2 separate regions of the Homo sapiens genome follow, and region 2 is linked to region 1. Evidence: read pairs that join two places in POLR2A ChIA-PET (ENCODE). Cell type or tissue: CD4-positive, alpha-beta T cell. All regions are shown on one strand. Region 1 overlaps TRAK2 (trafficking kinesin protein 2). Region 2 has its middle 28 kb from the start of CASP8.

Region 1 (2,500 bases):
CAGCTATTTTTATTACTGTATTACTATTGAGTTTTTACACCTAGAGATCAAATCAAGACTGCTAAAATAAGGTTGCTATAGTATCTAAATAATTACAGAGTATTAAAGGTAGAAGACACTTTCGGAAACCATCCAATCCTGCCTCCTAGATAAGGAAACTGAGACTTAAAGATGGGTAACTTGCCGAGGACACTAGAACCACCAGACCTGGGTCTCGACTTCCTATCCAGCACTGTACCCATTCTTGTTGCTATCTGCCATTTACAGGACAAAGGCTGACAACTTGTCCTAGAAAGCAAGTTCCTACACATCATGTCTCCAACATACAGTATTAGTCCTACATATCTCCTAATTCCTCCAGGTGTCTAATCTACTTATTGTCCTATTTTTCACTCTTAATATTAGAAAGATCATGGGTTTTGGCATCAGACGTAGCTTCTGAATCTGACTCCTCTACTAATTGTTAGACACACGATTCATCCTTTCAGAGCCTTAATTTCTCTCATTTGTAAAATAAAGATCATTTATCACACACAACAGTAGTAAGAAGTAACTAAAATAAGCAATTAAGGCACCCAGGGTATCTGGCAGATCACAGGTACTCACTGAATACTATTTACATCACTACTCTCTCACTTGCACACCTATAACACCCCCACCCCCATCTCTGAACAAACTGAGCTTTTGTGTTTTTATGTATCTGCCACTATCTTCCTGTTCCCAGTACTGCCCATCATTTAACACCTCCCAAACTTAGCTGTTTACAAAAAAGGAGAGTTATTTCTGTTAACATGCTTAAAATACTAGGGCTTAAAATAGCGAAAGTACAGGATGTCATATCAACCCTCTCACTTTTAAAGAGATGTGGTATTTCCTTTGTGGGTAGTATAATGAAACATGCTCTAGCTCTGGCAAAGAACAACAAAGTACTGGTTAAGAAAACAAATCCTTAAGAGAGTAAATTCCTACGACTTGACCTTGACTTCACAATGACATTTTAATAAGTTTAATAAAAGGAGGCTGGCAATATCAGACATCCCTATTCACCCAGAAGGAGAAGCAGTGGCTTGATCACCACAATGAGATAGAGATGAGGCAGATTTAAAACCTTAAATATGGTTCTAAATAAGCTCTCAATCCTTACAGATCTCTTAAATAGGAGACCTGAACATATATCCAAATTCTATTATTACAAGTTCCATGTGATTATCCAAATTTTTCCTGCCACACATATATTACATAGAGATTGTCATTTTAATACTCAGGAAGAGAAGTTGACTATAAATACATGCAGAGCTAAAAACAGACTATTAGGTATTCAACGGTATAGTGGAGATGAAGAACAAAAGTGACATTCATTACAAGAGATACTAGTCCCTAGCATCTCTTCTAGACTAGAATAATTCCCTACTTCCAAAATGTAATATTAAAAATAAGTGTACAATCCAGGCTTAGTAGATTAAGCTAAATATTCTTTAGACTAGCTCTTCCACCTTGCTTCCATATTCTGATAATGTTCCATTTATTACTCTTGCCCAGGCTTGACAACTCCTTCTCTACCATTTTATCCTCCAAATGTCTCCTTCATGTCCATTTTTTCCCAGTCATGCCTACCGGTAAGATAATTAAATCAGTGCTAGAATCAAGCACACTAGAGCTTGGTCTAGAGTATGATCTGTAGACCTACAGATGAAAAACAAGCCTCAAAGGGTTAACCTTATCAGCAAATAACTTAAAGTCTTGCCAAAATAAATTTTAACACTTTTCCAAGGAAGACAACAAAACCTAAACACCTAACAATGTAACATTCATAATATTCACCAGTCCATACAAAATTACTAGATATGCAAAAATAAACAAAATGTAATCCATAACCAGGAGGGAAATGAGTCAACAGAAACAGACCCGTCATGACAGAAATAACAGAATTAATAAGCAGCAATTTTTTATATCCTCTATTTTTAATATGCTCAAAGATTTAAGGGGAAAATATGAACGTAATGGAAAGAGAAACAGAAGATATGCCTGCATTTTAAAAACCCAAATAGAACTAGAGTACAGTATCTAAAATGAAAGACTCACTAGATAAGATAAACAGATTAGATATTCTCCAGAAGAAAAGAACAGTAAACTTGAAGGCATAGCAATAGAAATTATCTAAAATGAAGCACAGAGAAAAAAAGATTGGGGGGAGAAAACTGAACAGAACATCAGTGGCTGTGTCATATCAAGCAGTCTGAAGTCCCAGAAGAAAGAAGAGGCAGAAACAGAAAAAATATTTGAAAAAATGGTGGCCGAAGTCTTCCAAGTTTAATTAATACAGTAAGTCTATAGTTCAAAGAATCTCAACTCCATGCAGTATAAATACAAAGAAAACCACATCAAAGCAAAATTGCTAAAAACCAGTGATAAAGAAGAAAATCCTAAAAGCAGAGAGATAGGAAAAAAAGAACATTAAAGTTTCATTCACTTGAAATGAAATTATTCATTTCAAGATAGA
Region 2 (2,500 bases), 180 kb before region 1:
TGAGTGGTGGTTACACATCAGTATTAATGTACTTAATGTTACTGAACTGTACACTTAAAATGATGAAAATGGTAATTTTTATGTTATGTGTATTTCATCACATAAAAAAAGACATGAAATGAATCGGGGAAAATATTTGCTACATAACTAAGAATGAAGGCCCTTAATAAAATCTGTAAAACTATACACACTTTTAGGAATGAATCAACAAATAATTTCTATGAATTAGAAAAAAGTGACAATCCAACTAAAAAATGAATAAGGGATATAAGCAATGTGTTTCACAGAAAAAATAAAAATTGACAATGAAGTTATGAAAAAATGTTCAGTCTCCTTAGTAATTGCACAAAACAAACTAAAACAATGAGACATTACCCCTAAGATTAGTAAATGTTAAAGAAAAATAATAATTGGTGAGGGTGTGGGGAAGTGGGCACTTACACCTATGTTTGGAAATATAAATTGGTGCAACCTTATAGGGAGAGCAATCTCACAACATTTTCCAAAGACTTACATGCACAACCCTATGGCAGAGAAATTTATTCCTCTTCCAGGATTTTTTTTCCTTCAAAAACAGTGATGTGGATGAAAAACACATGTTCACTACTGCACAGGGTATAACAGCTGAAAACTGGAAACGATAATACTCACATTCCCTTCAGTAGGGGAATGGTTAAATAAATTTTACAAGCCATCTGGTAGATACCAGGCATGAGCTAAAAGTTAGGGTCCAGTTAGAGATGGAAAGCACACCAGTAATTTGAAAGGGAAAATGTAATATGAAGAATTATTAACTAGTAAAAGAAGGCTAACTGCTAAAGGTACAAGAGCACTCAAGCTGTCTGCAGTCAGCAGGCCCCGGCTGGTGAGCAGGAAGCTGCCCGCTGGGAGGCTGCCAAAGTTCCCTGAAGGTGAGCACCACTGGTTCTACAAGCTGCTGGCAGTCATGGCGTTAAGAGCAGGAAGAGAAGCACCAGAACCCGGAAGAGAAATCCAGTCCTCTGCTAGGCCTTGCACCGTCCCTCTGGCGCCCTCTACTGACAAAGCCAGTAAAATTGTGCCGCTAGCAAAGGAGATCTTTTTATGGGATGTAGCTTGGTGTCACCAAAGAGAACAGAGTGGACTTGGAGCTCAGATGCAACACAATGATTGATACTGGCACAGTATACTTACCCTGCTTTTGTAAACAAAATGGTATATGTGATGTCTCTCTTTGTCTCTCTGTATATAAAACAATATTTGTTTCTACTTATTATGTATTTATGTCTTTACTCTGCATGCCAGGAGCTAAGTATTTTGCATGTATTAACTCATTTTGTTCTCATAATAACCTTCACATGCAGGAATCATTATAGCTACTTTATGAATGAGCCGAGGAAGGCACTGAGACGTTAAGTAACTTGCCCAAGGTCACGCAGCTAGTAAGTGGCAGAGCAAGAATTACTATGGCTTTATAAGCCTAGGAAAAAGTCTGAAAGAATCAAAATGTTAACAGCGGGGACCTCAAGGAAGCATTGAAGAGGCCATGGGAGAAGTTTTCACTTTGTTAAAAAATCAGTCCTTCAAATAAATAAATACAGTGAGGCTTCCCCAGAAGCAGATGTCACTATGCTTCCTGTACAGCCTGTGGAACTGTGAGCCAGTTAAACCTCTTTTCTTTATAAATTATCCAGTCTTAGGTATTTCTTTATAACAGTGCTAGGATGAGCTGATACAGTTTCCTACACTGTAACCTAAGGCAATGCTTTGCACAAAGGGATGAGCCAGATTGCTTAGTAATTAAAACGCAAATACAAACCACAAGCATATCCATTCATGAATTGGGGGGCTGCTTTGTGTGCATAGATAAGGTATATTTTTTAAAAAAATTATTTTTCCAAGAAGAAAATAAACCAGTTAATAAACGACAACTCACAGTGCCAGGAAGTGAGAAACAAGTGTGTGATAAACGGTGGAGAATGGGAGCACTCTCCGCAGTGGGCGGGAGGAGACGAGGAGGGCGTTCCCTGGGGAGTGGCAGTGGTTGGAGCAAAGGTTTGGAGGAGGTAAGTCATGTGCTCTGAGTTTTTGGTTTCTGTTTCACCTTGTGTCTGAGCTGGTCTGAAGGCTGGTTGTTCAGACTGAGCTTCCTGCCTGCCTGTACCCCGCCAACAGCTTCAGAAGAAGGTGACTGGTGGCTGCCTGAGGAATACCAGTGGGCAAGAGAATTAGCATTTCTGGAGCATCTGCTGTCTGTGAGATTAAGCACTATGTATATTGCTTTATTCACTCCCCACAGCAACCTTACCAAGCAGTTCTTTTCCACGTGAAAAGATGGAGGCTGGGTGGAGCAAAAGGAGGTATTTAGAGTCCTCAGCAAGTGAGAGGCAGAGCTGGGATTTGAATCCAGATCTGCCTGATACTGAAGTCTAGGCTGGTTCCACCTCTCCGGACTGCTTTCCAGGGAGTAGAAGACAGATATTTTACCTTAGCTGGCTGCTTCTAGAAGTCTGACCCTGCT

What was found. ChIA-PET counts read pairs that join two places held together with the same protein. Peaks named below come from ENCODE experiments on the same cell type or tissue, not always from the same donor. Only the 100,000 strongest peaks of a DNase experiment are listed, where the experiment ranks them.
Region 2: POLR2A ChIA-PET joins it to region 1 with 6 read pairs; 5 of 35 experiments call an interaction of 5 or more read pairs at or near these places.

What each region holds. Positions count from the first base shown.
Region 1 is chr2:201,413,514-201,416,013 of GRCh38, forward strand. The region is part of intron 2 of TRAK2 (trafficking kinesin protein 2); the gene reads right to left. Among named protein-coding and RNA genes, the nearest start is that of TRAK2, 37 kb to the right of the region's middle. In CD4-positive, alpha-beta T cell, no CTCF peak of the experiment used is centred here; no DNase peak of the experiment used is centred here; H3K4me3 peaks cover 513 bases; H3K27ac peaks cover 963 bases.
Region 2 is chr2:201,231,389-201,233,888 of GRCh38, forward strand. It overlaps a transcript of CASP8 not described here. Among named protein-coding and RNA genes, the nearest start is that of CASP8, 28 kb to the right of the region's middle. RefSeq lists an enhancer at 797-1,046. In CD4-positive, alpha-beta T cell, a CTCF peak has its summit at 1,025 (motif pointing left); DNase peaks (open chromatin) are centred at 1,013 and 2,063; H3K4me3 peaks cover 1,204 bases; H3K27ac peaks cover 975 bases.